Linked DNA regions of Homo sapiens: regions 1 and 2 are each linked to region 3. Evidence: chromatin contacts called from ENCODE Hi-C or POLR2A ChIA-PET data. All regions are on one chromosome and are shown on one strand. Each heading gives the region's core, a stretch centred on a gene start or an enhancer-like site at or near the end of the contact. The rest is flanking DNA. Distances are from core to core; before and after follow the strand shown.

Evidence for each region. Hi-C counts contacts between places; a loop is a spot of excess contacts on that map. ChIA-PET counts read pairs that join two places held with the same protein, here RNA polymerase II (POLR2A). Pooled maps may share reads with other maps.
Region 1: a pooled map shows a loop between it and region 3 (2.0-fold over the local background). The contact joins the enhancer-like site here to the promoter of RIF1 in region 3. A Hi-C loop is called at or near these places in 4 of 50 pooled maps. POLR2A ChIA-PET finds 5 or more read pairs at or near these places in 9 of 52 experiments (B cell, BJ, GM12878 and 6 more).
Region 2: a loop to region 3 is called in a map of Calu3, with 1.8 times the contacts of the local background. The contact joins the enhancer-like site here to the promoter of RIF1 in region 3. A Hi-C loop is called at or near these places in 1 of 168 maps with a recorded cell type or tissue (Calu3) and 1 of 50 pooled maps. POLR2A ChIA-PET finds 5 or more read pairs at or near these places in 5 of 52 experiments (B cell, HEK293T, OCI-LY7 and 2 more).

The regions. Positions count from the first base shown.
Region 1 is chr2:151,314,460-151,318,802 of GRCh38, reverse strand. No RefSeq gene overlaps it. Among named protein-coding and RNA genes, the nearest start is that of NMI, 27 kb to the right of the region's middle. Within about 2 kb of position 3,047, at least 10 of the 41 ENCODE cell types and tissues checked have a DNase peak (open chromatin) inside an H3K27ac peak, as active enhancers do.
Region 2 is chr2:151,332,894-151,336,736 of GRCh38, reverse strand. No RefSeq gene overlaps it. Among named protein-coding and RNA genes, the nearest start is that of TNFAIP6, 23 kb to the left of the region's middle. Within about 2 kb of position 2,541, at least 2 of the 41 ENCODE cell types and tissues checked have a DNase peak (open chromatin) inside an H3K27ac peak, as active enhancers do; they include endothelial cell of umbilical vein, where a contact is called at or near this core.
Region 3 is chr2:151,407,344-151,411,429 of GRCh38, reverse strand. It overlaps RIF1 (replication timing regulatory factor 1), which reads right to left and starts at 1,528. Exons shown (of 36, transcript NM_018151.5): 1 at 1,397-1,528; 2 at 903-1,016; 3 at 92-170. The coding sequence starts at 1,006. RefSeq lists enhancers at 1,456-1,615, 1,220-1,918, 1,919-2,617 and a silencer at 2,321-2,615.

The DNA.
Region 1 (4,343 bases), core at 1,798-4,297, 94 kb after region 3:
CCAGTTTTATCTCACTGTGGTCTGAGAGAGTACTTGATATAATTTCAATTTACTTAAATTTATTGAGACTTGTTTTATGGCTTATCATATGGTTTATCTTGAAGAAAGTTCCATGTGCTGATGAATAGAATGTATACTTTGCGGTTGTTGGGTAGAATGTTCTGTAAATAGCTGTTAAGTCCATTTGTTTAAGGGTTTAAATCCATTGCTTCTTTGTTGACTTTCTGTCTTGATGACCTGTCTAGTGTTGTCAGTGGAGTATTGAAGTCCCCCACTATTATTGTGTTGCTGTCCATCTCATTTCTTAGATCTAGTAGTAATTGTTTTATAAATTTGGGAGCTCCAGTGTTAGGTGCATATATGTTTAGGATTGTGATATTTTCCTGTTTGACAAGGCGTTTTATCATTATATAATGTCCCTCTTTGTCTTTTAACTGCTGTTGCTTTAAACTTTGTTTTGTCTGATATAAGAATAGCTACTTCTGCTTGCTTTTGGTGTCCATTTGCATGGAATGTCTTTTTCCACTCCTTTACCTTAAGTTTATGTGAATACTTCTGTGTTAGGTGAGTTTCATGAAGGTAGCAGATAGTTGGTTGGTGAATTCTTATCCATTCTGCAATTCTGTATCTTTTAAGTGGAGCATTTAGGCCATTTACATTCAGTGTTAGTATTGAGATGTGAGGTACTATTCCATTCATTGTGCTACTTGTTTCCTGTATGCCTCTTTTTTAATTGTATTTTTGTTTTATAGATCCTATGGGACTTACGCTATAAGAGGTTCTGTTTTGATGTATTTCCAGGATTTGTTTCAAGATTTAGAGCTCCTTTTAGCAGTTTTTGTAGTGCTAGCTTAATAGTGGCGAATTCTCTCAGCGTTTGTTTGTCTGAAAAAGACTATCTTTCCTTAATCTATGAAGCTTAGTTTCACTGGATACAAAATTCTTGGCTGATAATTGTTTTATTTAAGGAGGCTGAAGATAGAGCCCCAGTTCCTTCTAGCTTGTAGGGTTTCTGCTGAGAAATGTGCTGTTCATCTGATAGGTGTTTCTTTATAGGTTACCTGGTGTTTCTGTTTCACAGGTCTTAAGATTCTTTCCTTCGTCTTAACTTTAGATAACCTAATGACAACGTGCCTAGGTGATGATCTTTTTGCAATGAATTTCCCAGATGTTCTTTGACCTTCTTGTATTTGGATGTCTAGGTCTCTAGCAAGGCCAGGGAAGTTTTCCTCAATCCCCCAAATATGTTTTCCAAACTTTTAGATTTCTCTTCTTCCTCGGGAATGCCAATTATTCTTAGGTTTGGTCACTTAACATAATCCCAAATTTCTTGGAGGCTTTGTTCATTTTTTCTTCTTCTTTTTTCTTTGTCTTTGTTGGATTGGGGTAATTTGAAAATCTTATATTTGGGCTCTGAAGTTCTTTCTTCTGCTTGTTCAATTCTATTGCTGAGACTTTCCAGAACATTTTGCATTTCTCTAAGTGCGTCCATTATTTCCTGAAGCTTTTATTATTTTTTATTTATGTTATCTATTTCACTGACGATTTCTCCCCTCATTTCGTGTATGCTTTTTTATATATATTTTTTTTTCGAGACAAAGTTTCACTGTTGTTGCCCAGGCTGGAGTGCAGTGGTGTGATCCTGGCTCACTGCAGTCTCCACCTCCCAGGTTCAAGCAATTCTCCTGCCTCAGCCTCCCAAGTAGCTGGGATAACAGGCACCTGCCCCCCATGGCTGGCTAATTTTTTTGTATTTTTAGTAGAGACAAAGTTTCACCATGTTGGCCAGGCTGGTCCCGAATGTCTGACCTTGGGTGATCCACCCGCCTCGGCCTCCCAAAGTGCTGGCATTACAGGAGTGAGCCACCGTGCCCAGCTTTGTATTGTTTAATTTTTTTATTTTTTTTTGAGACAAAGTCTTGCTCTTGTCCCCCCAGGCTGGAGTGCAATGGGATAATCTTGGCTCACTGCAACCTCTGCCTCCTGGGTTCGAGTGATTCTCCTGCCTCAGCCTCCTGAGTAGCTGGGATTATAGGTGCCTGTCACAGCGCTGGGCTAATTTTTGTATTTTTAGTAGAGACGGGGTTTCACCACCATGTTGGCCAGGCTGGTCTTGAACTCCTGACCTCAGGTGATCCGACCGCCTTGGCTTCCCAAATTGCTGGGATTACAAGTGTGAGCCACCGCACCTGGCCTCATTTTTTAAATTCCCTTAACTTGGACTTCATCTTTCTCTGGTGCCTCCTTGATTAGTTTAATGACTGATTTTCTGAATTCTTTTTTAGGCAAATCATAGATTTCTTCTTGGTTTGGATTCATTGCTGGTGAGCTAGTGTCATTTTTTGGGGCTGTTAAAGAGCCTTGCTTTGTCATATTACCAGAATTGTTTTTCTGGTTCCTTCTCATTTGGATAGTCTATGTCAGAGGAAAGGTCTAGGGCTCAAAGCTGCTGTTCAGATTCTTTTGTCCCATGGGGTGTTCCCTTAATGTAGTACTTGCCCTTTTCCTATGGATATGGCTTCCTGAAAGCTGAGCTGTAATGATTATTATCTCTCTTCTGGATCTAGCTCTTCAGCAGGTCTGCCAGGCTCTGGGCTGGTACTGGGGGTTGTCTGCACAGAGTCCTGTGATGTGAACCGTCTGTGGGTCTCTCAGCCGTGGATACCAGCACCTGTTCTGGTGGAGGTGGCAGGGGAGTGAAATGGACTCTGTGAGGGTCCTTATTTTTGGTTGTTTAATGCTCTATTTTTGTGTTGGTTGGTCTCCTGCCGGGAGGTGGTGCTTTCAAGAGAGCATCAGCTGTGGTATTATAGGGAGGATCAGGTGGTGGGTAGGGGCCTAGAACTCCCAAGAGTATATGCCCTTTGTCTTCAGCTAGCAGGGTACATAGGGAAGGACCATCAGGTCGGGGAAGGGCTAGAAGTGTCTGAGTTCAGACTGTCTTTGGGCAGGTCTTGGCTGCGGCTGCTTTGGGGGATGGGAGTGTGGTTCCCAAGTCAATGGAGTAATGTTCCCAGGAGGATTATGTCTGCCTCTGCTGTGTCATGCCGGTTGTCAGGGAAGTGGGAGAAAGCTGGCAGTCACAGGCCTCACCCAGCTCCCATGCAACCCAAAAGGCTGGTCTCACTCCCACCTTTCCCCCGACTCCCAACAGCACCAAGTCTGTTTCCAGCAGTGGGCGAGCAGGGCTGAGAACTTGCTGCAGGCTACCAGTCTCCCAGCTGCAAAAGCAAGCAGGGCTTTCGTGTCTGCCTGCTTTTGGAGTCTGCACACCAGAATCACTCCCTCCCCGGAGTTCTGGCCAGGAGATTTTGCATTCTGTTGGAATTGTTACACAGTTCAGCTGGAGGTTTCCTTTTCCCTGTGGTCTTTTCCCAGTTCCTCTGGCAGCCCTCCCCAAGGACTCCTGTGAGGCAAGGCAGAAATGGCTTCCCCGGAGACCCAGAGAGCCCACAGGGCTTATCCCGCTGCTTCCTCTACCCCTGTATTTCACTCAGCTCTCTAAATTGACTCAGCTGCAGTTAATGTCAGAATCTCCTCCTGTGATCTAGACCTTCAGGTTCCCCTGTGAGGGTTGTCTCACGCAAGTCTGTGTGAAGAGACCACCAAACAGGCTTTGTGTGAGCAACAAGGCTGTTTATTTCACCGGGGTGCAGGTGGGCTGAGTCCGAAGGAGAGTCAGCAAGGGTGGTGGGATTATCATTAGTTCTTATAGGTTTTGGGATAGGCGGTGGAGTTAAGAGCAATGTTTTGGGAGCAGGGGGTGGATCTCACAAAGTACATTCTCAAGGGTGGGGAGAATTACAAAGAAATTTCTTAAGAGTGGGGGAGATTATAAAGAACATTGATCAGTTAGGGTGGGGCAGAAACAAATCACAATGGTGGAATGTCATCAGTTAAGCTATTTTCACTTCTGTGGAACTTCAGTTGCTTCAGGACATCTGGATGTATATATGCAGGTTACTGGGGATATGATGGCTTAGCTTGGGCTCAGAGGCCTGACATTCCTGTCTTCTTATATTAATAAGAAAAATAAAACAAAATAGTGGTAAAGTGTTAGGGCGGTGAAAATTTTTGGGGGTGGTATGGAGAGATAATGGGTGATGTTTCTCAGGGCTGCTTCGAGCGGGATTGGGGTGGCGTGGGAACTTACAGGGGGAGATATTCAACTGAAGAAGGATTTTGGGGTAAGGAGTGATATTGTGGGGTTGTTAGAAGGAGCATTGTTATTCTCTTATTTGGAAGACACAAGGTCCGAATAAAAGAAGGAGAAAAACAGGTATGAAAGGACTAAGAATTGGGAGTACCCAGGACAACCAATTACAGAGTGTCAAAGGGGGTTC
Region 2 (3,843 bases), core at 1,292-3,791, 76 kb after region 3:
TGTTGGACAATGAGTTCTTAAAATCTGAATGCATATGTCCTTGAGTACTGGGAATTTTTCATGATGATTTTGCTACTGATTTTCTCCTTTCTTTTTTTCCAAGTTTTCTGTTTCTAGGATTCATGTTTCTATATAATAGATGTTGGAACTTCTAGTTTTACCCTCTAGTTTTCCAGATCTTTTCACTGTTCTTTTATACTTTTTGTCTTTTTTATTTACTTTCTGAGAGGTTTGCCTAACTTTATCTTCCAATGCTTCTATTGAGTTTTTCATTTCTGCCATCACCCTTCTTTTATTTCCCAGATCTGTTTTCTGCTCCTTGAATAAGCCATTTAAAAGTAGATATTTTTCTTTCATGAGTGTAATATCTCCTTTTGACTATATAAGGATAGTGGTTATGTTGGTTTTTGAAGTTTACTTCTTCCTTCTTAGACTCTGTTTCCTCCAAACTCCTTTTGTTCTTTTGTTTTCATCATTTTTTATATTAAATGTTTCTGCAATTCTGATAACCCATGAGTGTTTGCTCATATTTAAGAATTGGGAGTAAAATAATGAATAGTGTCCTGAGTGCACGGGTGAGTCTTCTTGACTATGACATTCATTCTAGGGTGATCTGGCTGGGCTATATTGTTGAAAAACCCTCAATGTCAGTATCTTTGGGTCTGAACCCTTGGACTGGTCCTGGCTGTCAGGTTGCAGGAGTGGTGTGGGGGACGAACGCCAGGGTCTCATCATTCATTATGCAAATATTCGCTTAATCATTCTGTTTTTAGTATATCACATTTATTCTCCATTGTAACTGATTTTGCCCTGTCCAGAGACCCTCTATTTTACTGCCTTCAAGGACGAAGACCCTCCAGTCTTCCACAGGGAAAGGAGAAGGGCGGTGGCCAAGCTGATCAGGGTTGGGGCATGGATCTGGGAGTTATGATGATTTCACAACAGACTTTCAACCAACCTTCACATTTTTTCGACTTTTCTAAGTATATGGCACTACCAATTCCTGAGGCTTTTTTCTTTTTCTCTATAATATAAACCAGTTAATGTTCTTAGAATGCCTCACTACTGGAATAGGATTTAACTATCTTTACTGCTAAGGTAGTTGCCCCTCTCATATGCTTTCTAGCTTCCAAAATCTTTATATTAGAGATTTTTAAAAAATATAACCTTTTAGTGTCATTTTAGCAGGATTTTAGGATGGAGAGAATATTGATGCTTTTGTTAAATTCACCATCTTTACCTACTTAAAGCTGATTATAACTTCTCACAGCTGAAAAGAGTAATCTATAATAGCCGGTTCTTTGCCTTCTATATACTTTAAAGCACTTGCTTCCCCAATATTTGGCTGTTTATTGATCGCTAATGAAACAAGACCACTTGATAATTTGTTGCGACTGGTAAGATATATTCTTCTTACATGGAAATGAACAATCTTTTTTTTTTTTTTTTTTTTTTTTTTTTTTGAGACGCGTCTCGCTCTATCGCCCAGGCTGGAGTGCAGTGGCGTGATCTCTGCTCACTGCAAGCTCCGCCTCCCGGGTTCACGCCATTCTCCTGCCCCAGCCTCCCGAGTAGCTGGGACTACAGTTGCCTGCCACCACGCCTGGCTAATTTTTTGTATTTTCAGTAGAGATGGGGTTTCACCATATTAGCCAGGATGGTCTTGATCTCCTGACCTCGTGATCTGCCCGCCTCAGCCTCCCTGAGTGTTGGGATTACAGGCGTGAGCCACCACGCCCGGCCAGAAATGAGCAATCTTATGAAAAAAGCAAGGGTGACTCAAGAACTGTGCTCTGAGTATTGTTAGAGCACCATTTTAACAACTTAATATGTCCCTATTAGGGCCAGGTAATTTTTGCCCTTGGCCACGGCCACCATGAAACCGTGGCATTTTGTTTTAGCACCTTCTTCTGTCTTTTGAAAAATCTCTCAATACATATGTTCTCAGGAGGAGGTAGTAGCCACCTTGGCCTTGGCAGATTCAGGGGACATGTGGCCTTGGATCATCCTATTGGACATTCTCTCCTGCACTTTTTCATTCACGGATAGAAGGCCGTGGGAACAGATGGAGGCCCTATCTGTCACAGAGGCAGAGGCCTTGTTGTCCTGTTGGAGGACAGTTGCCTGGGTTTCTGTTGTTTGACCTGGTCACACAGTCCTCCCTGAGATTATTCTCAGTTTTCAAGCCTGCTCATCTGGCCACTCATTAATTTAGTCAGCCTTGATGACCTTCTAATAAATTTCTCTTTTACTTAAGATAGCAAGCCATGTTTCAGTTGCAAACAAAAGCCCTGATAAAAACACTGCAACCACAGGAAATGAATGTGCAAGTGCCACAGGAGGCTGGGAGGCTGGGATGGAAGAGAAACGAATCCACCAGGCCTTCAGTAAATAAATTTAAAATACTTGCCCCTTTAGGAATGGATTGCCAGTATTCCCTGCCTATGAAAACAATGGTGGACTTTCACAATTTTTTTTCTTACAATCTAAGAGGATGTCAATGGCCCACTTCTGTGCCTCTGAAATCCCATGTTTGTTTTACCAGAGCCAAAGAGAATGACTCACTAATGAGGACCAGATTTGCCTTGTCTGAAATGCCAAGGGAGTTGTTTAGTAATATTTGGGAGGAATCCCTCATAAATAGCACCAATCTAAAATAGTTCAATAAATTAAATGGGAAATTCAATTGATTTTTGGGCTACCAATATTATGTCACTCTTATATACTCAGTTAAATCAAATGAGTTCAATTTGATTTACGGAGTAATAGTAACAGTTACTCGATTGACAGCAATCTAATCTGACACACACACACACCTTAAGATATTTTAAGTACAAAAGAAATAAATGAAAAAATCTTATTGTAAAAATAATTTTAAAACAGCACAGATATATTTAAAGTAAAACTTGAAAAAGCCTCTTTTTTAATCCTCACTCTCCCCAATCTACCCCCAATCTCATTCCCTCACCATAGATAACCTCTGTTAACAGTTAGATTTGTGTGTCCTTCCAGACCTGGCTGTTACTTTTTCTTTCTACATATCTATACACACATTTGTAGATGTGCCTTTTTACATATTTTTAGTCTTAATCATGTTACTTTGAGGCATGCTTTTTTATTTATCCAATATATTTTAGAGATCTTTTCAAATCAATACATGTAAGACTCCCTTCATTTTTTAAAAGACTATACTGTATTATATAATATGACTTAACCACAATTAACTTGGTGAGTACCATATTTCTGAACTTAAGTCGTTTGCATTTTTTTCTCTATTATAAACAACGCTAACATGGATATTCTGTGTTATATATTAAATGCCTATATGCACATAAGTGTTTTGGTATAGTAAATTATTCCTAGAAGTAGAGTTGTAGGTTAAAGCTGTGCATGTTTAACATTTTCAAAGATCCTGCCCCCCATCAAATAGTCTCCTGTGGTTTTAATTTGCATTTCTATGCTTACTAGGGAGTTCCAGCATCTTCCTTTATACCTTTGTTGTGAAATTACCTGCTCATACTATTTGTTGACTTTTCTAGTAGATTGATTATACCTTTCTTACTGTTTGCCTGAGTAGTATTTTCATAGTAAAACACTTACTTTTTTTTTTTGAGTCTGAGTCTCGCACTGTCACCCAAGCTGGAGTGCAACAGCGTGATCTCGGCTCACTGCAACCTCTGCTTCCCGGGTTCAAGCGATTCTTCTGCCTCAGCCTCCTGAGTAGCTGGGATTACAGGTGTCCACCACTATGCCCGTCTAATTTTTTGTACTTTTTTTTTTTTTTTTGAGACGGAGCCCAGGCTGGAGTGCAGTGGCGCGATCTCGGCTCACTGCAAGCTTCGC
Region 3 (4,086 bases), core at 279-2,778:
AGCAAAACTACACCTCAAAACAAAAAAACAAAACCAAAAAAAAAAACCAAACTACCAAAAGTGAAAAACTGTTTAACAAACAGATACATACCTTTAAAACTTTGTACAGCCGAGGAAGTTTTTTCTCAATTTCTGTAATTACTTCTTTTCCTTCTTCTCCAGTCATACGACTTAAAAAGCAGGAAGAACACAAGTTTAAGTAGTTGACAGGAAAAAAAAAAATACTCTCAAAAATACATGTACAATCTTTTTAAAAATTACTTTCTAACTCCTGCAAATGAATTGACCCAGTAGGTAAGGTCCTTAAGGGTATACAGAATATATAATGCAATATATATCAGAAATGAAAGTAGAAAAACCCTCAGAATAAGTTTTTACATCGAGTACATGCAAGTTGTGACAACCTGACTCCAAAAAGACAGAACAGGGATCCCTATTCCTAGTTACTAACGATTTGCTAAGCCTTTCCAAAGGGTTTTACAAAACTTTAGTACATTTCTATGAAAATTACTTTGAAGCATTTTGCAATTAATAAAAATCAGTGTATTGCTCTGTTAAAAAAACTCTGGGTAGCCACATTTTCCCAACACATCGGAGGTTTACACTGAAGACCCCTCCTCCAACAACTACTTCCAACCGAAACTTTTAAAAATCCCTCGCTTGCAAAACACACGTGCATGCTCCCTCGTTCCAAACACACACCTCAAGCGCAGCAGCAGCAGTACCCGGGAACGTCACCTAGAATACATCTCCCCCGCCCCCCAAGGCGTCCGCGACTCGGGCGTCCTCACATTTGCTAGACTTCTAGAACTCACATTCATTCTACGCGCCCCTCCCAACCACCTTCTTTCTCCCCACTATAGAGCGCCCCACTCTCCGCTACGCCCCGTGGCGGACCTCACCTGGTCAGAGTCAGGTAAGCGTCAGTCTGCCCTCCATGGGAGGCAGAAGGGTCTTCCAAAGTCTCCAACAGCGGCGCGAGGGGGCTCTGACCCCTGGCCGTCATGTCGGCCACCCTGAGGCCCGAACCGGAAGAGGAGAAAATCCAGTGACCGATGGAAACAGCCCCGCGGCGGCCCAGTGTGAGTCCGGCCCTCACACCCGCACGCCCGCCCGGGCCTCACAGCCACGCCGCGTCTGCACCCCAGGCCTCCGAATCACCAAACCCCAGCGCGAACCTCCTCCGGCGCCCGACACCAGACACCTGAGCCCACGCCACATTCGGGCCTGGGCCCGCTCCCGCCACCACTTTCCCGGGCAGCTTTCAACAGAGGGAGGAGATCGGCGGAGGGCGGGAGAAGCCCGGGGAACGAGGCATCTCGCCGCGAGGGGGCGGAGGGTGGGCAGACTGAGGGTTCCCCGCGGCCTACCACTGTCACCCCGATATTTATCCCACCTAGGAAGATCAGGACAGGGTTCTCTCCGCCTCTGCCCCTCAGCACCCAGACGCTGCCAGAGCTCGACTTTCCCAGCTCCGGCTGTTTACTCACGCGTGCGGCGCGCTCCCTCCTAGACCAAGATGGCGGCTGGGCGGGCCCAGGAGTGCGCGGGAGTAGGTTAGGCCTGGCGGGAGAAGTTCGAGCCAATCCAACAGTCAGCGGCACACCGGAGTTATCGATCGCCTCCCTTCCCATCCCTTCCCATCCCTTCCCTGCCCAGCTGCCGCGTCACGCCCCTCTGGTGAGCATCAGGTGGTGGTGTTTTGCCTAAGGCGAGAGACTTGAAATTCAAAATGTGAGTTAATTGCTCAGACTCACTAGACTGAACATAGTGGGCCCTCAGACTAAGTGTTCAAACTCCAAGTCCAGTGCTTGTTGAAGTTTTAGCAACAAATCAGTTAGCAAAAGGAGATAACGTACTGTTGGGTTTAAGACTAAGAGCTGGCCGGGCGCGGTGACTCACACCTTGTAATCCAAGCACTTTGGGAGGCCGAGTCTGAGGTCAGGAGTTCGAGACCAGCCTGGCCAACACATGGTGAAACCCCGTCTCTACTTAAAAAAAACAAAAATACAAAAATTAGTTGGGTGTGGTGGCGCACGCCTGTAGTCCCAGCCACTTGGGAAGCTGAGGCAGGAGAATCGCTTAAACCCGGGAAGCGGAGGTTGCAGTGGGCCGAGATCACGCCACTGCACTCCAGCCTGAGCGACAGAGTAAGAGTAAGACTCCGTCTCTCAAAAAAAAAAAAAAAGAAAGAAAGAAAAAGAAAAGAACTGTATCTCAAGCTGGTCTAGATTCCAGCTGGTCTAGGTTCCATGTGACTTTAGCAAGTTAATTAACCTATGCCTCAATTTCCTCCTCTATAAAATAGGGCTTTTAATAGGTGAAGTGAGAAAAGGTTGGAGAGGCCAATGGTTCTCAGGTCTTAAGCGTACATAACAATGGCCTGGGGATATTCGTTATTAAACTGCAGATTCCTGGGCCCCGCCCATATGCATTGTAATTCAGTAGATTTAGGTAGCTCCCGAGGATGTGCATTCTTCTGTTAGGCCCCTGGGGGGTTGAAGGGTGGGATTTGGCCAGGGCTTCTTCCCTAGAGAAACGTCAGTAAACACAATGACAGTCATTTCTCCTTACTGTGAATATGCTGCTCCTCCCCCGCCTTTTTTTTTTTTTAAGACGGAGCCTCGTTCTTTCGCCCAGGCTGGAGTGCAGTGGTGCGATCTCGGCTCACTGCAACCTCTGCCTCCCGGGTTCAAGCGAGTCTCTGACTCAGCCTCCCGAGCAGCTGGGATTACAGGCGCCCGCCACCACACCTGGCTAATTTTTGTACTTTTAGTAGAGACGGGGTTTCACCATCTTGGCCGTGCTGGTCTCGAACCCCTGACCTCGTGATCCACCCGCCTCGGACACCCAAAGTGCTGGGATTACAGGCGTGAGCCACCGCGCCCGGTCTGCTTCTCCCCTTTTCATATGCCTTCGTGCACTCTCCACAACAGACAGGATTGCATTAACTCTAAATCAGACACATGAAGCCCAGCAGCAATGGAACTCTCCATCATGGGTTCCTGGCCCAGGATTTGAGCCCTCACTCACATGTGCTGCAACTCTCAGCTCTAGAAGTGGGATGTTGCTTTTTGCTCTTCTTTGTGTCATCTGCACTTAGCAAAATGACTGCCAAACGACGCAGTACATACATAGTATGCTTATATATATATTTATTTATTTATATGTATTTATATATATTTATATTTATTTACATATATTTATATATATACACACACACACATACATATATACATATACATATATATATATATATATATATTTTTTTTTTTTTTTTTTTTTTTTTTTTTTTTGAGACGGAGTCTCGCTCTATCACCCAGGCTGGAGTGCACTGACCTGATCTCAGCTCACTGCATCCTCCGCCTCCTGGGTTCAAGCGATTCCCCTGCCTCAGCCTCCCGAGTAGCTGGGATTACAGGCATGCGCCACCACGCCCAGCTAATTTTTTGTATTTTAGTATAGACAGGTTTCACCATGTTGGCCAAGATGGTCTTGATCTCCTGACCTCGTGATCAGCCCGCCTCGGCCTCCCAAAGTGCTGGGATTACAGACTTGAGCCACCACGCCTGCCTCTACCCATTCATTAGAACATAAATTCTGTGAGAACAGGGATTTTGCTTTATTTTTTTCATAATTTCCCATTTGTAATGAAAGGACTACGGTGGTCATGTTGCTTGTATTTCTTTCATATGTATGGTTCTTTGATCTTCCAAAAATGTTATGTTTTAAATTTTATTATTTTTAAAGACAAGGCCTTGCTCTGTCACCTGGGTTGGAGTGCAGTGGTGTGATTGTGACTTACTGCAGCCCTGAACTTCTTGGGCTCAAATGATCCTCCTGCCTCAGCCTTATAAGTAGCTCAAAAATGTTATGTAAGATTTTATCATTGTCATTCCTGTGCCTAAAGTTCTCCAGCCATTCCCATCAGTAACAGGATGGATTTCAAAACTTTTGACATAACATGCAAGCCTATCATGATTGGGCCACTGCTTGTCCTTCATCTCCAGATTACTCCCACTTCATCAGATTCTGAACAGTCTGCTAAGATCTCCAGCTTCTCTGTGTCTTTGAAGACTTTTATTC